Linked DNA regions of Homo sapiens: region 2 is linked to region 1. A link is a contact called in ENCODE Hi-C data. All regions are on one chromosome and are shown on one strand. Each heading gives the region's core, a stretch centred on a gene start or an enhancer-like site at or near the end of the contact. The rest is flanking DNA. Distances are from core to core; before and after follow the strand shown. Region 1 overlaps LOC105377043 (a long non-coding RNA gene). Region 2 has its middle 81 kb from the start of CTNNB1.

Evidence for each region. A loop is a pair of places that touch in the nucleus more often than their neighbours do.
Region 2: a map of cardiac septum shows a loop between it and region 1 (2.9-fold over the local background). The contact joins two enhancer-like sites. A Hi-C loop is called at or near these places in 3 of 168 maps with a recorded cell type or tissue (CD14-positive monocyte, cardiac septum and dorsolateral prefrontal cortex).

What each region holds. Positions count from the first base shown.
Region 1 is chr3:40,777,646-40,783,356 of GRCh38, reverse strand. The region is part of intron 2 of LOC105377043 (a long non-coding RNA gene); the gene reads right to left. Among named protein-coding and RNA genes, the nearest start is that of ZNF621, 260 kb to the right of the region's middle. Within about 2 kb of position 2,661, at least 23 of the 41 ENCODE cell types and tissues checked have a DNase peak (open chromatin) inside an H3K27ac peak, as active enhancers do.
Region 2 is chr3:41,116,190-41,121,663 of GRCh38, reverse strand. No RefSeq gene overlaps it. Among named protein-coding and RNA genes, the nearest start is that of CTNNB1, 81 kb to the left of the region's middle. RefSeq lists an enhancer at 3,982-4,111. Within about 2 kb of position 4,108, at least 13 of the 41 ENCODE cell types and tissues checked have a DNase peak (open chromatin) inside an H3K27ac peak, as active enhancers do.

The sequences.
Region 1 (5,711 bases), core at 1,412-3,911:
CATGCCTCTGGCTTCTCCTCCCTTCTACTGTCTGCCCTTTGGCCACATTACAGATCAAATTAGCATGTCTTTGAGAGGATAGAAGGGGAAGGGACAGGTAGAATTCAAATTGGTCAATTTTGTAGCTTGTTCACTCCTCTAATACATGAGATCAAAACCAAAGGCTAACGTGGGGTTTTGGATTATCAGTGGATTATATTTAATCTATACCAGACCTCCCCTCCATTACTAGAGAAATTGGAGTCTGATGGGGACTGTCTGTATTTCATATGGATGCCAGAGCTCAGCACATAGAGGCTTGTCCAGAATCTCAAACACATACATGTTAGAAGTTTGGAGCTGGAAGGGGACTTATAGATGATCCAGCCTTGGAAAATCGAAGCTCAGAAATCTGCAGTAATGTGCTCAAGGTCATACCATGAGATGGTTGCCAGTAGCTAGTGAACAACTTGAGAGGGGACCTGAAACCAGTCAATTTTAAAATGATGAAACTGGCAGGTTGATAAGTGAGATATTAATTAAATGTGCCCCTTCATGATCCCTGGTGGCTTCTTGTTGGGACTCTCCACCAAATAGAAACTAAAATCAAGATCATCCATTTCTGCAGACATCCCCCCAGCACTGAGAGCAGAGACTCCTAACACTAAAGTTGCTAAAGAACACAGCTCTGAGTTTGAGACTAGACAGACCTGATGCAAAGAGGTAGCAAGAGACAGGTTTTCCCTCTGCCTGAGGAGAGAAGAGTTTAAAGATCAAGAATGAGGAGCGATATATTCCATCGTACACACACAGAGGTTGTCATCATCACCATCATCATCATCATCATCATCATTATCATCATCATCAAAGGAAGGAGCAAGAAGTGGGAGAGGGTTCCTCATGAGGGCTGAGGACAGCTGAGAGAGAAGAGGAAGGCCTTTGCTTCTCTTCCAGAGGTTTCTGACAGTGGCAATCTCATGGAACTACCTCATTGGAGCCAGCAGAGTGTTAGAGAGCTGGTACAGGAGAGGTACAGGAGACGGGCATCAGGCTGTCTTCAGCCCCCAAGTGGTGTGGAGGAGACTCTGCAGGTCCCACATAGCCAGCAGAAAGAGTCAGCATGCTCTTGAAAGTTGCCAGATGAGTGAGGTAATTCAGGGAGACAAACACCAAAAAAGGGTGCAGCTTATATGCTGGTTGGGATGGGTAGAGGAAAGGAAGCATGACTGATTTGATTCTAAGGGAACTTTTTGGAAACCAGACCACCCACTTGCCACACCCAGAGTGTGAATTACATGAGCAACACTCCTCAGCAGGCTGCCCACGTCCAGTCCACCTGCATGGAGAAGCTGGTTACCACGCTGCATGCAGGCACCCAAAGTAGAAGAGGTCAAGGTGGCTGCTCCCTCCCACACATCCAGTCACGAAGACCTCCATTCACCACCTGCTCCTCAGAGACTAAGTTAGGACAAAAGCACGGGGAGAGGCAAGAAATCCCACAGTCATTTTGGGCTAGACTGTGACCAAATTGCAAATTGCAGATCCTAAGTTAACCCTATTAATGACTGGAGTCATTACATAAACTGGATGATGTTTCTTGCCACCCAGTAGAACTGGGGCTTATATTCCATGGGGAGAAAGAAAAGGAGTTTCGTCGCTGTACTTGGTGTCTGGGGGCTGCTTTAACTGTGAAATTCCATATCCAAGACATTCCCTTTATGGGTGAGCTGTCCTCTATCTCCTAAAAACCAAGCAAGAGAGATAGAACCACACACTCAACCTCCAGGGACAAACCGGTGGGAGGAAACGGATATTCAGTGGGCGCCTATTATGTCCCTGCCCTGTAGTAAACACCTTCGCCATCCTTAGCATCTTTTCTATTTGTAATATCTCTGCAAAGAGGAAGAGCTCATCCTTGTTTTAGGCAAATGCAGCTAGGACCTATGAGCTACATTAATATCCGGTCACGGTGATGCCAAAGCCCTTTCCTCTTCCGCCAAGCTGCCTCGGGGCAGAACTTAGAAAGGCTGAGAAACATCCTCATTCCTCCCTCCGCACACTCCCACCCTGAGTGCTTTAAGAGTAGGACAGTCAGCAGCTGAGCACACAAATGCAGCCCTGTCTGGGAACAGGGAGCCCAAGGGGATGCAGCGGTGGCCTTTGGAGGGGTCAGTGACAGCTGTGTAATCGGGGAAGTGCCTTGTCCAATTGGAAGCCCACCCTCCCTTTGAACTATGCGCAATCCCCTCTAGCCGCCGGCCCCCGGCTCCCTCCTCCCAGGCTCTGGGTTCAGTTTTTTCCTTGGCAAATCACACCATTCCGTTGGGAGAGTGGCTTGCTGAGTTTGGCAGTGTTGACACAGCAGTCTCTGGACACGTTCCGGGAAAGCAGGCTACAGCATGTGAGATGAATTTTCTCCTGAACTGTGTGGTTTCCAATGTGTTAGAAAAACAAACTTGGAGAAGTCTGTTTGGCGTGTGTGCATGTGTAGACCCCACTTCCGGAGTCGAAAATGCTGTTGGCCTTCGCCCCCGTTACTTTAAAAAAAAAAAAAGAAAAGAAAAAAGAAAAAAAAGTCCGTCCTCCCAGCGTCTGGTTCCCTGAAACCTGAGGCAGCGTGGACAATGGGAGCTCTTTCAAGTCGCAGCCCCAGCGGCCACGTGACTGCGCCTTTGTGCTGGGAGTGGAGGCAAGTGGAAGCTGCCTGGGTGTCTGGACATTGGGGCCCTTTCAGTGTTGCTGAGCTGCTGGGCCTCACCTCTCCACCGCCTGCCTCCAGGCCCTTGGCTACCCTTCTTCCTCCCAAACATCCAGTTCCTGTTCCCAAAATAACTGCACACAGGAAACTGCCTCGAGGTGGGGCCTCTGCAGTGGGTGAATTCTTAGTGCCCCTGCAGGGATCTCCGGACCTGGCAGGGCCAGTGAAGACAGCGACTGCCCATCACTGCTATGGTTCACAAGCTGTGATGCCAGGAGGGCCGGCAACACCCACTCTTCACGCTCCTCCCATCCCATAACTTCTGTTTTTCCCATAAAAGCAAGGCCAGGCAGCAGCCAAGTCTGACTCCTTTCACTGCTTTTCCGTCCTTCAGGAAAGATGTTCAAGTACTTTTGACCTTCAGATGCACTGGCCAGTAATGCCTTCTTTTTCGACAGAGACTGTGGTTACCTGGCCACAGGGCGATGAAAGCACTTCAGCTGGAAACTACTGCTCCCTCACCTCCCATCTTCCCATGAAACAAGCCAAAGAAGCCCCCTTTGTTGCAGAATAGAGAGGTCCCTGCTCCTCCTTGCCAGGGAGAGAGGAGGCAGGGCTGACTCTGGAATCAGAGTCCTGGAGGGTAGTCACCCTCGGCACTCTAAGTGATAGGACGCCCGCAAGGGGGTCGCTCGTCTAGATTTCATCAGTGTAGCTAAAGTAGGTGTTATCCAATTCTCTAAGCCAGTGGTTCTCAACCCCAGCGGCACACCAGGATCACTGGGGACCTTTCAATACTTCTTTACCCAAGCAACCTCCAAACCAAGAAAATAAGAATCTCCAGGGGGTAGGACCAGGCACTGGTATTTTTAAAAAACTCCCCAGATGGTTCCAGCATGCAGCCAAGTTTGAGAACCACTGGCTTAGCAGTCCTTCTCAAACTCTAATATATATGTGAACCACCTGGGATCTTGTTAAAAACATAAGTTCTGATTCAGCCTGAGATTCTGGAGGCCTAACAAGGAGTGCTGACTCCACCGATCTATGGACCACACCTCAAGCAGCCAGGCCTAAGAGTCTTTAATGATACCCTGTACCTCTCCCTGGTTGAATGGGCAGAAACAACAAGGAGATAGGATGGGAGGGCCTATAGAGGACTTGTGGACTTCTAGGTCTTGAAGGGATTGCTGAGATAGAAGTCACATCCATGCATTTGGGAAATATCTTCAATGGTGGAGAGATCTGGTTGTCAGTGTCTGAATTCGGGATAGAGTAAAATATAAACTTCACCTTTCAAAGCTTGGATAAGAGAATTGACATGGGAGGAAATCACCTCCTACCTTCTAGCTCTTTGCCTGACGCTAAGGATAGTGACAGTCTTACGCTGACCCACTGAGTGACATAAAGCCCTATTTGGGATTGTCAAAAACCGTCTGGCCTGAAGAGGGCCATGGGATCTCAGGGAGCTCAAGCAATGAGGGGGATGAGGCAAAGGTGGTTCCTCCTCTCAGGGTGTCTCGGTGTTTCAAATACAGCTGACGTGCTCTGTCTACAACAGGGAAATCCTTTTTGTTGCCTATTTCCTTTCTGATTCAGAGCTAGTCAGTGCCTTCAAAAATACAAATAACATCAGAGCCTCATAACAGGTTTCTCAGAGTTACACTGCCACAACATCCAGAGCCTTTGAGCCACAATAGCAAACCCTCTGGTCTAAAGAACCAAAGCAATAAGGCACTGACACAGGTGGGATTTGGGACTCATAGTTCTCCCCAAGCCTCATTTTCTCATTGGCAAGATGGGCCTAACAAAAGTATATACCTTTTCAGATTATATGAAAATTAAATAGTGTGTGTAAAGCACATTGCACAACAGTTGGCAAATAGTAAATGCTCAATAAATGCTAGCTGCTATAATAATAATTACTATTATTAAAATAATATTCATCTCATAGAACGTGAAAGCTAGCATAATGCTTAGTACATAGAAGATGTGCAATAAACAGTTGCAAAATCTAAGCCAAAGATAAGTTTTTCTTTTATGCTCTCTTTTGCTTTCTTAAGGTATCTATCAGCCTTTAGTTGGTTTCCATCTTCCTGCCCCTTCTTTAATCACCCTGCAAATGCAGAGAGAAGGTTTAGAATGCAAATTCCCCCTGGAAGAAGTGTGACAACTGCCTGCTTTACAGAAAAGAGATCTTCCTGGTGGTGGGGGGAGGAAAGGATAGGACTTGAGAAAGGGGCGCTTATTTACAGAGACCCTGTAAGTGAAGAGGACAATACCAGGTGCTTTATAGACATTACCTCAGTCAATGCCAGTGTCCTTTCCTCCTTACATACAAAGGAAGGGGCAGCATCTGCTTCTTAAGCTGAAATACCTCCCTTTGCATGATAACACCCTTTGCACACATCCATGCTCTCAGAGTATGGTTTGAGGAATCATTTCTTCATCACTGGAAGTTTCTGCCTTTGTTGGAAAACACGTATTTCCCCCTTAATTCTTGGAGGAGTAAGTCTGGAGGAGTAAGTCCAGCAGGCTCAGAGTGCCTCTTTGAATTTAAATACACAGGAAGACTTCTAGGGAAAGGATGGAGATAGGCAGGAGCCATGGCTCTGCAATATGATAGCACAGGGCATAAGGAATTGCAGTGTTCCCTCTCGGAGTTCTCCTTCATGAAAACTGTGTGTAGGAGGGATCTGCTTTCTGCCAAGCGTGGTCTCTGCATGTCTGGAGACATTTTGGGACGGGAAGTAGTGGGGCAGACCTTCTGAAGACCACAGAACCTCAAGGGAGGAAAGCCATCTGTGATGGCTCATTTTATCTCAATCTGACTTGGTTAAGGAATGCCCAGATAGCTGGTAGAACATCACTTTGGGGTTTGCCTGTGAGAGTGTTTCAGGAATAAATGAGCATTTTTATCAGTACACGGAGTAAAGAAGATTCCCCTCACCAATGTGCCATCATCCAATCCATTGAGGGCCCTGCTGGGACAGAAAGGCAGAGGAAGTCTGAATTTGCTCTTTGCTTAGGCTGAGAC
Region 2 (5,474 bases), core at 2,859-5,358, 340 kb before region 1:
TGTCTCACTTCTGACTCTTCTACAGGTGGTCCTAGGAACTCCTCAAATAAACTACCTCCACTGAAATCTTGGCTTCAGGATCTGCCTATGGGGGAACCCACATTAAGATGACATATGCACGGTGTATATTAAGGAAGCATCCTGTCATTTGCATGACAAGATAAGCCACCTGGCTTACCTCATCTAGGGTGGGAACGAGCTGCTGTCAGTGGAGGCACAGTCAGCTATGGTGACTGCCCCCAACCCCTCTCCATTTCCACTTTCTCGGGCTGCCTTCTTCCCCTGGTATTTGTCAAATACCACCCTTGACTCTGGAGCCTGAGGAAGGGAAAGATCACATCAGAAGTTGAGCTCAGGCAGGGTCTGCTTAACACAGGCAAGACTGATGGAGAAGGAATCCATGGCTCACCCCTTTTCAGTCATTTCCTTGCAAATAGCAAGGAGCAGCTTCACATTTTTTTTTTTCGGTCTAATCACTAAGAACTCCCCTCTGGTGGATACTTTTTTAAGAGCATAATAGAAGGTGTGATATCTTGTGAGAGGCGCCAGAATCACTTGGAGAATGGCAGCTCTGGGATTGAACGAGGAGGTGATAAGTTCCTGGGAATATTAAAGATTAACACCAAATACTTTGTTGCTATTTAACTGTCTGACAATTCATGTTGCTGAAGCGGAAACAGAACATTTCTTTCCCTCCCTTCTGTTTATTCCTTCTCTTCTCTGTTCTGGGGATTCAGAAGCTGTGGATGTCAGATGCCAACTCCTTAAGGGCTGAAATGGTTTTATATAATAACAGAGGCGGGGGCCTACAAAATGAAGAAAGAATCTAATTCAGTGCTTGGGCTGAAATGGGAACTGGAAACGAAGGGGGAGCATTCTTAAAAATAGCTCACTCAGAGAGAAGAATGCAGCTTGTCTCCCAGCGGCAGGCTCAACCCTTGGGTGAATTATAGGAACCTACTGTAGGCCTTGTGCGTTCCCTTTTGAAATGTTGATCGTGGCTAAAAGGAGGTGGTTGAATGGAAGGCTGCTGGTGACTGATGCTCAGAGCAGTTCTTGGCACTGGACGAGGCTGCCAGGCCTCCATTTGCAACCTACACAGGCAACATGCCACTGGGACACATATGCCTCGTTCCCTCCCACTAATTATGTATGCATCTCCTATTGCGGGAACTCCAAACCCTTCACAGAGGCACACACAAGTCTCTAAAAAGGGATGAGGAAGGAGCCTTTGGGAGCCCAGGGAAAGGCGGGGGAGAGTGAGAGAGAATGAAGGGAGAGCAGTAAGACAGGAGATAATGATGTGGCACCTTCGGGACCCAGTGGCCCCGGGAGACACAAAAAGAGGAGGCTGGGGAGTGGGGAGAAGGAGGAGAGAGAGACCAGATGGGGATAAGAAGCCCGCAGGGATAAGCGGAGGGAATCCAGACAAACAGAAACAGAAGGAAGGAGGAGGATTGTCGATGGGAGGAAAAGGAGGCAGTCATTTCCTTGCTGGATAGTAAAGGAATGGGGCACAGCACCCTTCACCCCTCCCACAGGCTGCAAATAATTCCTTCTTCCTGTGCCCCAACCCCACCCTGTGTTTATAAGAGGAGCCATGCTTGATTCTGTTTTGCAGTCATCTTTGCTTCTAGCGGACAACTCCTGGGAAAAGTTTGGAAATCTTACAATTGTTGCAGGCTTTCACTGCAGTCTTTCAGCTTGTCAAGTGGTCACTTAGCAGATGTGCTAGGTTCATCAAGGGATCTCTGGGTCAGTCCTCTTCTGCTCTCTGGAAGGTTTGCCTTTGAGTGATTACCAGTCCACGTGCCCCATCTTTATCTCCTCAGACTCCACCAATCTGGACAGGGTCCCCTAATGGTTTCTTCCCTGGTCTGAGATCCCTGAGAAAGTGTGCAGGCAGGCAGACAAGGCAGCCTACAGCCCTTGCTGTAGCATCTTCCAAATTTAAACCAACAAGGAGGAGGAAGGGAAGAGGGCAAGAGCTTTGTCCTGCATTCCTGGTAGCCTGTATGGCACCACCATGGAGGCTCCTGCTGTGCTCTTGGCAGCTGCCCATCTCCCATGGCACCTTTTATTTCCATATACCTGCTGACCTCAAGCATGCAATTTTTTCCTTTTTAAGAGACAGGGTCTCACTCAGGCTGGAGAGCAGTGGTGTGATCATAACTCACTATAACCTCGTACTCCTGGGCTCAATCCATCCTCCCACCTTAGCCTTCCAAGTAGCTAGGACTACAGGTGCAGGCCACCATGTCTTGCTAATTTTTTCATTTTTAGTTTTTTTGTATTGATGAGGTCTCATTATGTTGCCCAGGCTGGTCTTGATCTCCTGAACTCAAGTGATCCTTCTGCTTTGGCCTCCAAAATTGTTGGGATTATAGGTATGAGCCACCACAAGTGTGCAGCCACATGTCTCTCTCTGCCTAGGGACTTTGACCTGGGAGCAGCCCTAAACCAATGACTGGTGTGCAAATGCACCAGCTTCCTTGTCCCTTGGATGGCACAACTCTGAGGCATGTCCTATCCAGTCTCCCAGAGAGCCATCATGGGACTGAGCCCAGTTGCGCACAGAGGCATCTTGATCAGGAACACCCCCTGTACTGTCCTTTCCTTCCCCGTCTCACTTTCCTTACTATCCTATTGGAATTTCCTGGGATTACCTCCCAAATAAACAATGTGCCTTCGAACTCTAATCTCCTGAGGGCACTAGCCCAAGGCAGGGGCTGTGTGGTTGGAGCAGCTCCTCCCAGATCACGTGAGTGGAGGGGACGTGAAGGGCTGTGTCACCAAGGTGTTAGCACTTCACAAACGAGGGGCTATTTATCATCCACTGGTTGGGGTTTGGGTTTCCTAGAGACCACTCAGACAACTTGCTGGTGTTTCCACAGTGATGTAGTTTGGATATTTGTCTCCACCCAAATCTCATGTTGAATTATAATCCCCAGTGCTGGAGGTGGGGCTAGTGGGAGGTGTTTGGGTCACGGGGGCGGATCTCTCATGGCTTGGTGTAGTCTTTACGATAGTGGTGAGCTCTTGTGAGATGTGGTTGTTTAAAAGTATGTGGGACCTCTCCCCTAGCACTCTCTCTCTCTTGCTCCTGCTCTCACCATGTGACGTGCCTGCTCTTGCTTTGCCTTCTGCCATGAGTAAAAGCCTCCTCAGCCTCCTCAGAAGCAGATGCTGCCATGCTTCCTGGACAGCCTGCAGAACTGTGAATCAATTAAACCTCTTTTCTTTATAAATTACCCAGTCTCAGGTATTTCTTTATAGCAATGCACGAATTGCCTAGTACACACAGAGACTGGCAGGAGCTACCTTAGGTAACAAACAACAGAAAAACAAGAAAACAGTGGGAAAAGAATATGCACAGTAACTTTTGCACGTTGACGGACATACTTTGAGAATTAACAACCCAAATCGAGTGAAAAGCCTTTAAAGCAAAGTATGGGCATGGAGAGAACTGACCTGGCTGACTCTGACCCTTCTCAAACTCTGATCTGTGACGTGGATGCAGGCAATAGAAACATGGAGTGTGGCTGCCTCTGACCCCAAGGAGAGTGACCCTGGGGTCTTAAGAGAGGAGTTGTGGTGTCTGGAAAGAGTCTGATCATTGGAGGAGACAGGCTAGGGTGGAGTCCCTGCTCCCCATGCTCTAATTGTGTTTACCCTGAGAAAAAGATTTAACTTCTCTGAACCTCAGTTTCCCCATCTGTAAAAGGGAGGCCATAAAACCCCACAGAATTGTCATGAAGATTAAAAACAACATAATGCCTGTCTGGCAGCTAGTATCAGTCAGGCTTCCTTTTCTCTTTTCTTTGTCCTTTCAGGGAGCCGTACCCTTGGCCTGACTGAGGCCAGGTTTAGGGGAAAAGGAAGCGTGTCTCAAGTGCCCCGGCCACAAGGTCAGGCATTGGGTTGGCCGACTACCCCAGCTCCCCACATGCAGCCAGTCTGCGTCAGTGGGCGTGGGAAAGAGACGTAAACGCTGAAGGGCACTAAACACGAGTTAGACATGCCATTCCGCACCACCAACACATTTCAAAAGTGCACATCACAAGGCTCTTGTTGAAGCCCTGGCGGCCAGCCAGGGTCAGACCACAAAAGGAAGTTGTTTCCTCGCTGGAGCTGCTGGGCGGCTGGGCGTGGTCAGAGCGCCACATCATTGCAGAATGCAGGGCTCTTTGGTGACTTCCTGTCCTCCCATCCATTTTTTTCTCCTATGGGCCCTGCTGCACTGCCCTGGTAATGCCCCAGCCAGCCAGAAAAGTCAGCATTCACCTGACCTTTCCCTATGTCACAGAAATGGAAGGTCTGTGATATTCACATGGGCCCTGTTGCAGTGGCCACCACAGCCTTCCAGGCCTCTACCTTGGCTTTTTCTCCCCTTGGAGTATAAGGAAACGGTTATTTTATCCACAGTTGGTAGCAATCACATTTCGTCTGTATCATTGAGGTCTGAAAGGCAGCCACGGGCCCCAGAGGTGGCAGAAGGTCTGTGATGCAGCTGGAGTAAGTCAGGCCTCGTTCCCAGCAGACAATCTGCAAATATTTATTGAGGGTCTGCTCTGCACCCAGGGCTGCGGGGCACACAGAGACGCCCCGTGTGAGACAAGGAGCTTGTGTTCTGACTGGGAAGGCCAGACTGACACACAGGAAACCAGGGGGTCCTGTTGACCCTGAGCTATGCTTTTAATGCACGATTGTGTGGTAAGGTGTAGGCCAAATACCAAGACATTGGTCTTAGGCTCCGTGATCTGGTGCATTCTCAGAATCTGGAGAAGATTGTAGAAGTTAATCTTGTTTTGCCCAGGGGCTTTCCTCCAAGCAGCACTAAATCCACTAAATCCCCACATGGTCTCTAGCCCCTTTTCTCTCATTGGTCTTTTTGCCCTTTATCTTTAACTCCACTTAAGTTTTATTCCTTCAAACTAAGACTATAAACATTCAGAAATTGTTTGCACTTATCAATTAGTCCTCAAAAATACCTTGCAAGGGACGTCCTGCTATTTTTCTTTTCCAGAGGAGGAAACAGGCTGAATGTGATAAGTGGCACAGCCAGGATCACAAAGAGGGTTGATCTGTCCTGTGTGGTCCCTAACTCTTAGGGTTCTCATAGGTGGGGTAGAACTGGAAAAGATGCTGGCAGAGTCAGCTCTGTGCTTGGGCTTGCAAGAATGTCAGTCCATGGAAGCAGGATCCTCAAATATCACATAAATAGACTCTAAATCCTAAGAAATGAAAAAAATGAAACTAAATTCACAATTCCTATATGCCTACCCACCTGAGATAGCTACCTATTTGGATAAATACCTATATATACTTTTGCATGCATTGAAATATTGTGACTCAAGTAATGGGACAGTAGAAAGTGCTTTTTAATTTATCTTTATTTTTTATTTGGAGACATGATCTCACTCTGTCCCCAGGCTGGAGTGCAGTGGTGTGATCATAGCTCACTATAGCCTTGA